Linked DNA regions of Homo sapiens: all the other regions are linked to region 1. The links are chromatin contacts, found by Hi-C or POLR2A ChIA-PET in ENCODE. All regions are on one chromosome and are shown on one strand. The core of a region is the stretch at or near the end of the contact, and the rest is flanking DNA. Distances in the headings are between cores, read along the strand shown.

The links. Hi-C counts contacts between places; a loop is a spot of excess contacts on that map. ChIA-PET counts read pairs that join two places held with the same protein, here RNA polymerase II (POLR2A). Pooled maps may share reads with other maps.
Region 2: a loop to region 1 is called in a map of gastrocnemius medialis, with 11 times the contacts of the local background. The contact joins two enhancer-like sites. A Hi-C loop is called at or near these places in 8 of 168 maps with a recorded cell type or tissue (HL-60/S4, HepG2, gastrocnemius medialis and 4 more), 8 of 37 single-sample maps with no recorded cell type and 10 of 50 pooled maps. POLR2A ChIA-PET finds 5 or more read pairs at or near these places in 5 of 52 experiments (HEK293, OCI-LY7, WTC11 and 2 more).
Region 3: a loop to region 1 is called in a map of posterior vena cava, with 7 times the contacts of the local background. The contact joins two enhancer-like sites. A Hi-C loop is called at or near these places in 3 of 168 maps with a recorded cell type or tissue (CD4-positive, alpha-beta T cell, naive thymus-derived CD4-positive, alpha-beta T cell and posterior vena cava), 1 of 37 single-sample maps with no recorded cell type and 11 of 50 pooled maps. POLR2A ChIA-PET finds 5 or more read pairs at or near these places in 8 of 52 experiments (CD8-positive, alpha-beta T cell, H1, K562 and 5 more).

Annotation. Positions count from the first base shown.
Region 1 is chr1:40,800,288-40,805,133 of GRCh38, forward strand. All of the region lies in intron 1 of KCNQ4 (potassium voltage-gated channel subfamily Q member 4), which reads left to right. It also overlaps the pseudogene RN7SL326P. Among named protein-coding and RNA genes, the nearest start is that of KCNQ4, 19 kb to the left of the region's middle. RefSeq lists silencers at 1,895-2,494, 2,004-2,188. Within about 2 kb of position 2,129, at least 24 of the 41 ENCODE cell types and tissues checked have a DNase peak (open chromatin) inside an H3K27ac peak, as active enhancers do.
Region 2 is chr1:40,842,731-40,847,576 of GRCh38, forward strand. No RefSeq gene overlaps it. Among named protein-coding and RNA genes, the nearest start is that of CITED4, 17 kb to the right of the region's middle. Within about 2 kb of position 2,606, at least 2 of the 41 ENCODE cell types and tissues checked have a DNase peak (open chromatin) inside an H3K27ac peak, as active enhancers do.
Region 3 is chr1:40,761,235-40,766,080 of GRCh38, forward strand. It overlaps NFYC (nuclear transcription factor Y subunit gamma), which reads left to right. Exons shown (of 10, transcript NM_014223.5): 7 at 1,654-1,812. Among named protein-coding and RNA genes, the nearest start is that of MIR30C1, 6.4 kb to the left of the region's middle. RefSeq lists enhancers at 3,030-3,079, 3,180-3,279. Within about 2 kb of position 2,982, at least 3 of the 41 ENCODE cell types and tissues checked have a DNase peak (open chromatin) inside an H3K27ac peak, as active enhancers do.

The DNA of each region.
Region 1 (4,846 bases), core at 879-3,378:
AGGGGCTGGCTGTCCCTTCCCTGCTGGATTCCAGCATGGGATTCCAAGGCATCCAAGAACTAAAATTCAAACCTGGTCTTCTAGGTCATTATGAAGGTATATGTGTCAGGAAGGATAGAGCAAATTTTATTTAAAAGTTTGTTAACCTGATTGAAACTTTTAAATATTTAGACTTATGGTATGTGGGTCTCCATTTATACTCTCTCCCCAGTCCTGCCAGAGTTAGGGGTGAGCTTGCATCAATCCTCCTTCCACCCACCCACCTACCTCTGCAGCAACCCCAAGACAGCCTTACCCAGAACTCTCAGGCTTCACAGGACAGTGTGGAAGTCCCACTCGCTGAAACTCAAGGCCCTGGTGACTGCATCTTTCTGTTCACTCCCCAGATACTGTCTGAGCATCAGCTGGGGCCAGCCTGGGGGTTGTGGAGGAGCCAGACTGGCCTTGCCCTAGAGGGATGGATCTCAGTGAGGAGTAAGCGGGTAGGAACACTCTCCCTCTTGTAGAATAGTGTGAGAAGGGGTGCCTGAGGGGGCCCACAGGGGCCCTGGAATCCTAACGAGGGGCTAAAGAAGCTCCTCTATTCAAAGCCGATCATGGATGGATGAGGTGGAAGAGAGACAGCCCAAGAAGGGGAGACAGTACAAAAGCCACCAAGGTGGAAATGTACAGGGAGTGGAGAAGTCGAGTGTCGCTGGTGCTTAGGATGTGTGTACAGCCTCAAACGCTGGTCTAAGGAGCTTGGGTTTTCTATTTTAACAGTAAGAAGCTGTTGTAGGATTGTAAATGGGGTAGGGGCTGAGGAAGAGGCATTCAGACTGCAAGGTAAGTGGACTGGAGGTGGGGATAGGGGGCTGGAATTGTGGTGGTCAGTGAGAGGCTGGCTGGGGGGAAGGGGAATGGGGGTGAGTCCTGGGCTGACCAGGAATGGGACTTGAGGGGCTAGGAAGAAAGAGGGGATCTTAACTCTGCTTTCTGGGACCACATCTCCTATCTCCTCCTCCTTTGTTCTGTCTCAGTTTTTGTCTTCTTCTCCTGCTATTCCACTGCCCTAGGTCTCCAGGCTGGGGAGAGGGGCACTCACCCTAAACCCCCTCTCCAAAGCAGGCCACTTCACACAAGTGGCCAGGCAAGAGGCCGCAGTTGTATAAGAGGCTTTTCTCAGCTGGCTGGACTACTCATTCGTTCATTTATTCATTCATTCACTCAACATTTATTGAGAACCTACAATGCACCAGGCCCTGCACTAGGTTTTGGAGAGAAAGTAGGAACAAGATCAAGTACCTGCATTCATGGAGCTTACATTGAGGGGGGCGGGAGAACCAGGAACTGTATCTATCCCCGGTGTCTACCATCTGGCACCTGTGCCTGGGCTGGATGCCTGGGAACAGGGACTCTTCCCATTACCTACTCATTTGTTCCAGCTGCCCTGTGTCAGCACTCACCTCTCTGGACAATGACAGAGGAGAAGGGGTCCCATGCCCAGGATGCCAGCCCCAGGGAGCACCTGTCTCTGTAAGAACAGCCTGGCCCTCGGGGCCAGGACCTGGGCTCAGGCCTAGTTCTTCCTACTCACTCCTGACTTTGAGCCCTTTGCAAGGACCCGACTTTGATTTCTTTATCTGTCAGGTGGGATTTGGGGAGGTCCTGAGGAGGCGAGGGGACCAGAATACTGGACCTCAGCTCCAGTATTCTCCCTTGGTGGGCAACTCCTTTGGCTATGATGGGAGGGGGAAGGGGGCTTGGGACTCAATATTATCATCATTACCCATACAAGATAGTAATAGTTGCTACCTATTGTGTAATTTATTCCGCACTATCTGTATGGTCGGTGTGTCTTCTCTCCCCATTTTCCGGATGAGGAAACTGAGTCTCCGTAAGGTGAAATGACTTACTTGAGGTCACACGTGAAACTACCTACTCCAAGAGCCCTTTAGGATGGTGCTGTGAGGTGGAAGGGCGAGGCCGAGGCGGCGGTGGCGTCGCGTCCCCCCTCTCCGCCCCTGGCCTCGGGGACGCGGCGGCACCTTCACACTTTCCGCTTGGCCCGCTGCTCGCCTTTCAGGCCGCCGCGTTTTCAATTGTTAATTTGGAAACGGAAAAAGTAGCCGGCCGGGCGGGGGAGGCCGCGGGGAGGTAATCGGAGCCGCAGCACCGCCCCGGCCCCTCCCGCTCTCGGGGCCTGGCATTGGCAAAGCCCCGCCCCTCCCAGGGACGCAAGAGCCCCGCCCACCATTCCCCGCCCCCGGCATGCCCCGCCCATTTCCGTAAGCCCCGCCCTCGCCGAGGCGGGCTGGGGGCACCTGGGAGTGCCGAGCAGTGGCGCCCCTGCTGAGGAGAAGGAGCCCGGGCGGGGGAAGGGGGCCGAGGGCTGTGCTGGGGGAGGAGTCCCCCAGGAGCCCTCCCCGCAGGAACCCGTACCTCTCCCGAGAAGTCGCGCAGGGTGTCTGCTTCCCTTGTCCCTACGTGAACCCAAGCCTTTCTGCAACCCCTCTGTAGGTTCACCCAGGGGAGACCCCTGCCTCCAGACTGCCGGACCAGGGATCATTGGTCCCATTAGAAAGACGAAGAAACTGAGTCCTGAGAGGGACAGTTAACTTGCTAAAAGTCACACAGCCAAGGCAGAGCAGAGCTGAATTCAAGCCCATTCTTTTGACTGAGATACATTTAGGGACTGTCTGCCTCATTTAGAAGAGGAGGGGGCATCAGGACCAGAGATACAATTTGTCCCCTTCCCCCTATCTCCAGCACGGTTTCTGTGGTTAGTAAGTTACTGGAAGTTCTGCTTATCATTATTCAATTATGGGAGGGTTTTGGAGGTAGAAGGAGGTCCCTCTAAACTTTCCATGTAAATGAAATGTAAAAGACCCTCTTCTGGGGACTCCCAGAACACAGAAGTCCCTGAGGACTGGCAGCTTCAGGAGCCGTCCACGGCCTTGCTTCCCATTAGGGAAGCTGGAATTGCCAGTCCCAGATGGATCAGCAAAAAATAGGGCCCTCAGAGACTCCCACCCAATCCCTTCCTCCCACTGAGGAATAAGCTGAGACTCAGACACAGTTTCCCAAGTCTTCAGCTGACTGGTGGCGGAGTCAGGAGACAGAACCCACCGACCCAGCTTTCTAGCTGTGTCCACGCCCTTCTGCTTCTCCCTCTGCTGCCCCCCAATCCTGACACCTCTCTCACAGCCACCACTCAGGATCCTGCCTCCATCAGCTGGGCCTGCAGGCTGGGCAGCCTTTCTCTTTACAGGCGGAGGAAACTAAGAAGAGTATCTGCAGATGTCCTCCCAGCTTCCAGTTAAAGACCCTCCCAACCACCCTTCCACCTTAGCTGTGGGTCAGGCCCAGAGAAGCTGCGCTCCTGGCCTCGAGTCACACAGCAAGCCTTTTCCAGCTTGCAAAGCCCACTGGATTCAGTCTGGCTGGTCCTGGATTTGGGGTTCCCACTGGGAGCATGGCTCTCAGGGCAGCTGTAACCAGATGCCCCAGGTGTGGCCTGTGAGTTTGCATGCTGCTTTGCTTATTAGTAACAAAGGCATTGAAACCCCTCTTCCTCATTGTGTCCCCAAACCACCCACTGGGTGGGGTCCTCAATGGCTGAGTCTACAGAACTCCTGGGCTGGGCTCAGTCTTGGCACCTGAGCTCCCCAGGGAACTCTGCCCTCCACGGTGCTCCTCTTCGACCCTGTCAGCTCTTGGTGCTCTCTCTGCCCTGGAAGTACTGAGAACCCAGTGGCAAGGACTAACTCTTTCCCTTGTCTTGGACTCTTCCCTCCCTCTCCCTCCCCCAATATAGTGCACAGGTTCTGCTGACTCAGAGGACAGAAGGCTCCTTTGAGGTTACCCTGACCCCTGCCAGGTTCAAGTAGCTGGGAAACTGGGCAATGCTTGAACCCACTGCCACAAAGTCACATGCAGCAGGAAGGGCAGGGGCAGGTCCCATCTTGGCCCCAGGATGAGGGAATTTTTGAGGTGGGAGTGAGAGGCAGGTGCCTGAGTCCTTCTACAGACAGAGGAGAAATCCAAAGAACATTGCATTAGGAATCAGGAAATCTGGGTGCCAGGCCCAACTCTGTCTCTGATCTACTGTATGATCACAGGTAAGCCAGGCCCCTCTCTGGGACTCAGTTTCCCCATCTATAAATGAGAAGGTTGGTTAATCTCTAAGGGACCTTTCAGTGCCCAGATATAGCCAGTATCTGGTCATATCTTGCCACTTCCGCTTCCCCTCATACAAGTCACCATCATCAGCTGGTAGTGGCTCATGCCTGTAAGCCCAGCACTTTGGGAGATGGAGGCAGGAGAATTGTTTGAGCCCAGGAGTTCGAGACGAGCCCGGGCAACATGGGGAGACCCTGTCTCTACAAAAAATAAATATAAATTAGTCGGGCATGGTGGCACCCACCTGTGGCCCCAGCTACTCAGGGGGCTGAGGCTGGCGGATTGTTTGAGCCCAGGAGGTTGAGGCTGCAGTGAGCCGTGATTGCACCACTGCACTCCAGCCTGGGTAACAGAGTGAGACCCTGTCTCAAAAAAAAAAAAAAAAAAAAGTCACACAGGGTGAAGTGGCATGTGCCTGTAGTCTCAGCTACTCAGGCAGCTGAGGTGGGAGGATCATTTGAGCCCAGGAGTTCTGGGCTGTGGTGAGCTATTCCAATCAGGTGTCCACACTAAGTTTGGCATAAATATGGTGACCTCCTGGGAACAGAGGACCATCAAGTTGCCTAGGGAGGGGTGAACTGGCCCAGGTCAGAAACGGAGCAGGTCAAAACTCCCGTGTTGACCAGTAGTGGGATCACACCTGTGAATAGCCACTACAATCCAGCCTGGGCAACATAACAAGACC
Region 2 (4,846 bases), core at 1,356-3,855, 43 kb after region 1:
GTGACAAATGTCTTTTTAAGAGAGTGGCAGAGGGAGATCAAGTCACACAGAAGAGGAGAAGGTGATATGAACATAAAAACAGGGACTGGGGTGATGCTGCCACAAGCCAAGGAATGCCAGCAGCCACAAGAAACTGGAAAAGTCCAGGAATGGATTCTTGCCTAGAGCTCTGAAGGGAGCACAGCCCTGCACACACCTTGATTTGGGCTCAGTGAAACTGATGTTGAACTTCTGGCCTCCAGAACTGTGAGAGAATAAATTTCTGTTGTTTTAAGCAACCAATTTTACAGTAATTTGTTATGGTAACCACAGGAAACTAATACGGCGGATTATTTGGTGTCATAGTGAGAGAAGCCACTCTCACCAGCTCCCTTGGATTCCTGGAACCTTATATCCTGGCTATGTCAATGAGGATAAACATACCTGCTTCATGATGGAAAGGGTCCAGTGGGATCGACCTGGCACCAAGTGGCTAGGTGGACCCTTGCAGAGGGATGATATACTAAGTACTTAGCATTTGTCTTGGCTGGAGGCAGGTTGGACATACAGTGTGGCATTAGTCAGATCAGCCTTGACGAGTTACGTTCATGTTGTTGAACCTGTAAATAGTCTCCATTCTGGCCACCATGACCACATTGTACATAAACATATGGAGAATGCGCTGGAGAGACTAGGGAGAGAGGCTGGCTGACATCCATCCAATGTGCCATCTTGTCCATCGAATTATCAAGAGCTGCCTCTGCCATGGATGACTTTGGGTGAGATTTTACTTGGAATACAAATATCTTCATATTCTGTGTCATTTCTGAAAGTCCATCTACTAGTCTCTCCCAGTTTTTCTTATGGCCAGTCCTCCAGTTCTGTGCTTTCTGAACCCCTGACCATCCAGCCAAACCATTAGCCACTGCCCATAAATCAGTGTAGATCCATACTTCTTGTCATCTCTCAATCAGACAAAATGGACAACCAAATGTACTGAAGGACAGGTAGGATGGAGCCAGGCCTGGGAACTGGGGTGGTGGCAGTGGTGGTGATGTTCCAGGAAAAGGCACAGTATGTGATAGGGTCCAGAGGCACCAGTGAGTGTGGTAGATGAAAGGAACAGAAAGAAATCCCGTGGCTGGTCCCAGACAGCAACGGAGAGAGGGGTGCAAGATGGGACTTTAGAATTAGGGGTCAAAGTTTACAGGATTTCATTAATCATTCCAAAGAGATAGGACTTAGCCATGATAGCAGTGGGGAGACAATAAAAGATTTTTCTCAGGCAGCACACTGGGGTAGATTTGCATTTTAGAATTTTTTTTTTTTCCTGGGATGGAAGATGTATTTGAGGGAGTAAGTGTGGGTGTGGGGAGAGCAGGTAGGAGACTGCTGCAGTCACCCGAGCAGGAGGTGCTGGTAACCCGAACAAGTCCCATGACATTTCACTAATTGAGTTAAATGTCTATTGAGCACCCGCTATATGCCAGACCCTGCCTCAGCACAATATACAGGATGAACAGACACGGGAGAACAAGTTACAGCCCTGAGGTCATCCAGCCCCTGGGGGAGACAGATGCACAATTAACCAATGCACAGCTACTGTTTATCTTCTAAATTTGCCTGGCTCAGCAAGGAGAGTTTGCAGGTGGCTCTGGGAGTCCCCAAACTGTCATCAAATACGGCCTTGACAGCAGATACAATTTTAGCTTGGTGTGTCATTTATCTATTGCTTTGTAACAACTTATTTTAAAACTTAATGGTTTAGGACAGATGTGGTGGCTCATGCCTGTAATCCCAGCACTTTGGGAGGCCGAGGTGGGTGGATCACTTGAGGCCAGGAGTTCAAGACCAGCCTGGCCAACATGATGAGACCCCCATCTCCTAAAAATTACAAAAATTAGCCTGGTATGGTGGCGTGCGCCTGTAGTCCCAGTCACTCAGGAGGCTGAGGCAGAGAATTGCTTGTACCCGGGAGGTGGAGGTTGCAGTGAGCCAAGATCATGCCACTGCACTCCAGCCTGGGCAACAGAGCAAGATTCTGTCTCCAAAACAAACAAACAAACAAACAAAAAACCACCAACAAAAAACCTTAATGGCTTAAAATAACAACTATTTTATTTTATTTACTCTTGATTCTGTGGGTCAGCAATTTGGGGTGAACTCAGCTGAACAGCTCTGCTGGTCTCACCTGGGGTCACTAATGTGCTTGCAATCATCTGGCATCAACAGGGTCTAGATGGCCCAAGAGGGCCTTCCCCACGTGTCTGCAATCTGGTGTGAGTTGGTCTGCAGGCAAGACGGCTCATCTCTGTTCTATGGAGCTTCTCATCCTCCAGTAGATTAGACTGTACTTCTTCATATGGCAAGAGGGCAAAAGCAGAAGCCATCAGGCCTCTGGAGGCCCAGGCTCAGAAGCTGTACCAAGGGGCTCAGCTCACTTTGATGGGTGCTCTGAATACGTTGCGATGTTTACACTCTTGTAGATCTAAAAAAACCCATGCAGTTATTTCTCTATTTAGATAATTTATTTCATGTACTTTTGTTTTTTTGAGAGTGCAGAGTGCAGTGGCCACTGCACTGGGCCATATTTCACGTACTTTTGACAGCTCCAATTGTTAAAACAGTTTCGTTTTCCCTCTGAGAAGCTGAGAGGCACATCTTCCCCTACCACCCACCTCTGTGTATAGCAGGACCGTGATAGCTGCTACCACGGTGTGTTGGTCTGTGTGGGATGGCATAGCAAATATCATGGACTGGAAGGTCTAAACAACAGAAGTGCATGATCACACAGTCAAAGTTCTGGAGGCTGGAAATTCAAGACCAAGTTATCAGCAGGGTTGGTTTCATTCTGAGGCCTCTCTCCTATGATTGTAGAGGCTGCCTTCTTCTGGTATCTTTGCATGATTATCTCTTGTTCTCTATGTACACAGGTCTGAGGTCTCTCTCTGTGTCCTAATAATCTCCTCTTCCTCTTCCTCCTCCTCCTCCTCCTCTTCTTCTTTGTGTTCCTAGTTTTCTTTTTCTTTTCTTTTTTCAAGTTTTATTTTAGGTTTGGGGACACATGTGCTGGTTTGTTACTAAGGTATATTGCATGATGTGCATGATGCTGAGGTTTGGGATACGACAGAACCTATCACCCAGGTAGGGAGCACAGTACCCAACAGGTCATTTTTCAACCCTTGATCCCCTCCCTCCCTCTCCCTTCTTGTGGTCTGCAGTGTCAATTGTTGCCATCTTTATGTCCATGTGTAACTAATGTTTAGTTCCCATTTATAAGTGAGAACATGCAGTATTTGGCTTTCTGTTTCTGCATTAGTTTGCTTAGGATAATAACCTCCAGCTGCTCAAGTTGCTGCAAAGGACATGATTTCCTTCTTTTTATGGCTGCATAGTATTCCATGGTATATACGCACCACATTTTCTTTATCCAGTCCACCATTGATGGATACCTAGGTTGATTCCATGTCTTTGCTATTGTGAAGAGTGCTACAATGAACATACAGTTGCATGTGTTTTTTTGGTAGAATGATTTATTTTCCTTTGGGTATATATCTAGTCATGAGATTGCTGAGTGGAATGGTAGTTTTATATTTAGTTCTCTGAGAACTCTCCAAATTGCTTAACTAATTTACATTCTCACCAAGAATGTATAATCATTCCCTTTCCTCTGTAACCCCGCCAACATCTGTTATTTTTTGACTTTTTAATAATAGCCATTCTGACTAGTGTGAGATGATATCTCATTGTAGTTTACGTTTGCATTTCTCTGATGATTAGTGATGATTGATGCTGAACATTTTTTCATGTTTTTTGGCCACTTGTATATCTTCTTTTGAGAATTGTCTGTTCCTATCCTTTGCTCACTTTTTAATGGGGTTGGTTTTTGCTTGTTGATGTATTTATCGCCTCTTCTTATAAGGATACCAGTAATATTGGATTAGAGCTCACCCTAAAAAACCCATTTTAACTTGATTACCTCTTTAAAGGCCCTATCTCCAAATGCAGTCACATTTTGAGGAACTGAGGGTTAGAACTTCAGCATATGAATTTTGGAGGGATGCAATTCAGCCAATGACACCTGCAACAGGGATTTCACCCACCAACCTGACGCATTTTCTGCTGTAAATGCACAGGATCTGAGAATCACTCGGGTTTGCCCCATCCCAACTGGCAGAGCTGAACAGAGCTATAGACATCATGGAACCAAGTGATTTGAAAACCCTTTTTTGAAGGCCCAGGAACCTTTGCTACAGCATAACCTATTTGGAATCCTAATATACAAAATATAATCAGTGCAATAAAAAATGGGAACCTCCCAGAGGTGGCCTCAATTCTCCCCTTACATACACATTGAGCATGTGCCTAGCATTTTGCTGCAGGCAAAATAGATCTGTCTCTGTGATGTATCCTTTATGTAACTATTGTAGTCGATTGTATTCTTTGTCTGAAAGTCTTCCTTCCTTCCTTGCCATTGCCATGGTTACCCTTGCATGGTGTGTACTTGCCTATCTGTCTTACAGCAGGTTTCCTGGAAACCAATTCCGAGACAGAGAGTGGTGTGCAGAAGGTTTTTAGGGGAGTGTGCTCAGGAGATTCATCTATAAGGAAGGTAGGAGGTAGGATTAGACAGAAGGAGAGGTTGATCTACTATGCGATAGCAACTGAGGTAGCTGCTGATCCTCAGGAGCCCTAGAGCTCATCTATCCCCGAAGAGTTGTGCTAAACTGAAGGAAGAAGGCAGGCCTTTGTTTTCCTTCAAAGGAAACCATCAGCCAATCATTAGCCAATCATGGCCATGACTGTGGGTGAGGCAGTTCCCTGTGGCCAAGGGCAATTCCCAATGAGTGACACAGTTGTGAGCCAG
Region 3 (4,846 bases), core at 1,732-4,231, 38 kb before region 1:
CAACCCAGACGTGCTCAGCTTGGAGCTGATAAGGCTTGTGAGGATGGTGAAGTTGGTCCTTCCCAGCATTTCCTGGCTGTTGTTTCACCATCCTGCTGCTTCAGGGTGGCCTTGTGCTGTGTCACACCTCCCTGGACCCGTAGTGATGGCTATTTCAAGTTGAGTGCAAATATCCTTCGTAGGACAGAATACATATGTATTAAAGCAGAGTTGGAAAGAATGCATATTTTGGTAAAATTAATCCTGTGTTTTCTGTCATAAATTGAAAACTTATTTCTGGAGGTTGGGAATAGGCTGAGTTGAAAATTGTGGTACAAGAATGGAAGAAATGTTTTCTGTTAGCCTAGCCCACTGCATGTACTTTTAGAACACTCTGTCGTCTTTCTTTTTGGCCCTCCTCCAGTTTATAGTAATTTCTCCGTAGTAATCCCTTGAATCTCATCTGTCGTTCCCAGAACACATCCCCTTCCCTTGTAACTTTGGATGCATAGTTGTAATTTTCAGTAACCTATGCAGTCAGAATTAAGAACATCAGAATAGCAACATCGGTTGAAGTTTATGATTCATTGAGAGTTCCATAGTCTTCTTATTGAGGTGATTAATTCAAAGTGAGGAGAGATAGTGATGGAATTCAAGTCAGGGATTGGGTGTACAGGTGTAGTTTAAAAGGCTCCACCCACGCCCACACCCCCGCCACCCCCCATCACTACCACCACCAGATGAGCCCAGATAGGCTCACTGCTCTAGGTAACCTGTAAAAGTCACAAACAGTACTAAAGGTTTGAGATTTGAAAGAATAATTGACCCTTTTGGCAGCTTGTGTCTTTACCGTCTCAAAAGAGTACATTTCATAGGACTACAACCATTGTGTGTGAGAGACAGAATCTGCCAAGTCATACACATTGGGCAGAAATTTCTTAAATCTGAGATTGCTATTTTTAGAAAGTTAGAGTTCTTGCTTTCTTAAATTCTATTAATTAGGGGTAGACTTAGTTAAGAGTCTGTGTCTTAACAGTGCCCAGTGAGTTAGCAGTGTTTGCTCTCCTTTGGGAAGCCATACTGTGGTCCAGAGCAGCCATCTGGCCAGTGTGGGCAGGAATTGCTCTGCAGCTTGAATGGGGTGAGAGCCAGCGTGCACTAGGGCCCGCCTTGGAGATGCACCCCTGTGCTTTATTTTTCTCTCAGTGTCTTACATGCCTAAGAAAGAGCACATGACCCTGAACTAAATAAATTCATACTGACCCTTTCCATTTAATGTTCCCCTCCAAATTCACCTGCCCCAGACTTGACTTTGGCTATTTCTGAAGTAAACGGTCATGGTTGCTTTTGATTTTTTCTGTAGTGTATGTGCCTTATCACTAAAGGGGCTGTGAAAAGTTGCAGCATTTGGGGCACAGAGATTTATGTTTGGGACCCATGCAAATATTTGTACTGTGAGCCTAAAAATATTTTTGGTTTTTCTTTCGTTTTGGAGAGTAACTTCAGCAATGCTGTAAACCCAGAGGACTCTGTAGGTTATTACTAGTACTGAGATGACCTTAGGCATTCATGGAGAGGGTTTGCTCCCAGCACATTGCTCGTTATTAACCTCTCGGTAATCCTGTGGGCTCTGAGCCTGAACTCACGCAGCATTCTCATAACTCTTCCTTTCAGACCACACCTGTGACAATGCAGGTTGGAGAAGGTCAGCAGGTGCAGATTGTCCAGGCTCAGCCACAGGGTCAAGCCCAACAGGCCCAGAGTGGCACTGGACAGACCATGCAGGTGATGCAGCAGATCATCACTAACACAGGAGAGATCCAGCAGATCCCGGTGAGTCCTGCCCTGAGGTCTGTCTTTACAACTTTATAGAAGGAAATACTTAAAGATATATATACCTTGATATATATATGTATATCTCTATATATACCTTGATATGTATATCTATAGCTATATATATACCTTGATATATATATCTATAGCTATATATATACCTTGATATATATATGTATGTCTCTATATATACCTTGATATGTATATCTATAGCTATATATATACCTTGATATATATATCTGTAGCTATATATATACCTTGATATATATATAGAGATATATATCACACGCATGCATAATCCTTTTTTTCTTTTTAGGAGACAGGTCTTGCTGTGTCACTCAGACTGATGAAGTGCAGTGGCTTGATCTCAGCTCACTGCAGCTTCCGCCTCCCAGGTTCAAGCGATTCTCCTGCCTCAGCCTCCCGAGTAGCTGGGATTATAGGCACGTGCCACTATGCCCGGCTGATTTTTGTATTTTTAGTAGAGATGGGGTTTCACAGTGTTGGCCAGGCTGGTCTCTAACTCCTAACCTCAGGTGATCCGCCCGCCTCGGCCTCCCAAAGTGCTGGGATTACAGGCATGAGCCATCACGCCCAGCCCTCAGTACTTATTTATATATATGCGTGTGTGTGTTTGTTTTGTTTTTAACCTATATGCCCAGTGTTCCTGACCACAACTTGCTTCACTGTGTTTGTTCCCTGCTTTCCTTTAATCTAGGTTCAGGTTCACCACGATTGGGCGGCTTCTCTCGATTTCCCCTCATTCTACCTATGCAGGGAAATCATTGTAACCACTACCCATGCCAAGGCCCAAAGGCCCTGTGAGGCAGTCCTGTATTTGATTAGCAGAGGATAAGAGGGAGGCGTATAGGGAAGGCCATAAATACACTTGTTGCATATTCATGAGTCAGTTCCCAGTGGAGCCTGCAGCAAAGTGTATTTTTGGCTTTCATATAACTTATCTATTCCTTTACTGTGGACTGCTGCTTCCTGTGTGCCTTGAGGGATTTCATTTCTTAGATTTGTTGGCTTTTTTATTTGTACTCCTTTTGTAAAATGTGTCCTTGTCTTAACACTTGCAGTCTTTACATTGGTCATTTTGACCCCCCAAAACTGGAAAGTGAGTGAAACAGAGCAGTCCTTCTATTCCCTGCCCTTTGCCATTTTTGTCATAAATGAAACGTAGGCAGGTATAGAAACTCACGTAGACTTGGTTAACCACTTCCTCTGTGAAAATAACTCTAAAAGTATCCTGAGATCAGTTTAGGAATTGTTCTTCATCTGAAGTTAACATAGTAATAGGCCAAGAGAAAGCTTAGGAAAGTGGAGTGTGTATGTCTCTTTCTCTACCTCTCTCACGTGTGCTTACGATACCCAGGATTGCAGATGACTGAGCTCTGCCTTGCTTCATTGTTTCAGTCCTCAACCCCAAGATTTCTGTTGAATGGTTCTCATTTTTGCAAGCGAAGGCACCACCACAGGTTCATTTAAGACAGAGAAGAGTTCCACCTTGCAGATACTTTAACTCTCTGGGGCACAGAGCTTTAGCCCAGAAGATTTGTTGCAGAATTCACTACTTCATCTTCACTGGCTCAGGCACCTTCTGTAGGAGTCTTCATTTCCAGACTCTTTAGGCAGCTCATTGGAATGTTCCTAATAGTGATGAGCTTCAGGAAGGAAACTTTATTTCCCTTTCAAAAACCCAGAGCTTATTTTCTCTGTAATTAATGTAAAAAAGCTATGAGGGTCCCCAGACCTGTCCTGCTGTAGAGGAATGAGGGACGGATCATCACCAAATGTCTTAACCTAGGCCAAAAAGGAAAGCTTCTTGCTTTGTTGAAGAGCTGCTTGGAACCATTTGGCTCACAGCTTTTCAGTCACATTTGGGTTTCTGCAAAGAGCTCTTCCCAGCTAGAAAATTTTAACATCCCTGTAGCTGTCAGTATACCTTCTCCCACTCCTGGGACAAGGCTTTAGTTTTTCATCTTGTGATCCCTGGCTGGAGTTCTGGGGACTCCTGGAACTAGCCACCATCAGTCTCTGTAGATGAGGTTTTCCAAACTTCTGCCCAGCTGCCTTCCTCCCCACAAGCAACTTAACATTGTTGCCAGGAAGCTGCATTATAGGATTTAGGTGGGGAATTCAGGCTTGGCACCACAGCCTCCCAGCAGCTTCTCTTGGCATATTCTCAGGAAAGAAATGACTGCAGGTCCTAATACTCTTGCCCTGTCTCCTTTGAACCAGATTTTTAATGGGTTTAGATTGGGTGTCCCTCCATCTTGCCTCAAGTGGGCAATTCTGGAATGGTCTACCGTGAACTTGAGAGGTCGTTTTTTCTCGGTAGTTCAAATTCTGTGAGGCTGGAAGTCTCAGAGAAGCATTTTGATTGAACACTGCGTGCAGGAATGCAGCTTCATCCCATTAGCATTTTCCTCATGGAAGAGTCCTGCAGTGAAGTTAGCTCTTGAAGGCCAGAGGGAAATTTGCTCCAGAGCAGAGGCAATACTTGCCTGTTAGCCACAAGAAGCTTCCCCTTGCAACAAAGGCAGGCTGGGCAGCCAGGGCAGGTGGTTTCTGGACCCCGCAGATAGAGACCTAGTCTATCCATGCTCCCAGAACCCCTTTCATTTCCTCTAAATTGAGGGTGTGAATGTCTGCAGTCCTCCTCTGCTGACCATCATCTTTGCTGAGCTACAGTTCTCTGATGTGGTAACCGCCTTGGTCCTCTTTTCATCCCCAGCTCAAAACACTAATACTTTCATGGTACACTGGAGCATTAAGAGCCTGAGTTAAGGCTTTTAGCACACAATTAAATGCAGCATGTGGTATTATTGTATTATCTGAGATTTAATCGTAAGCATGAGAGACTCTAAGGGCGCTTTCGTAGCTTTGGTTTCCCATGATGGGGTTTTCTATGAAAGGTTTATTGATTCTGCTTCCCCTTGGGAGGTGTTTGGCCAGAAGCTAGTGCTGAACACCAAAGATCCTAAAAGCCCCACAGACCCCCATCCAGCCTGGCTCTTGGGGACAGAGA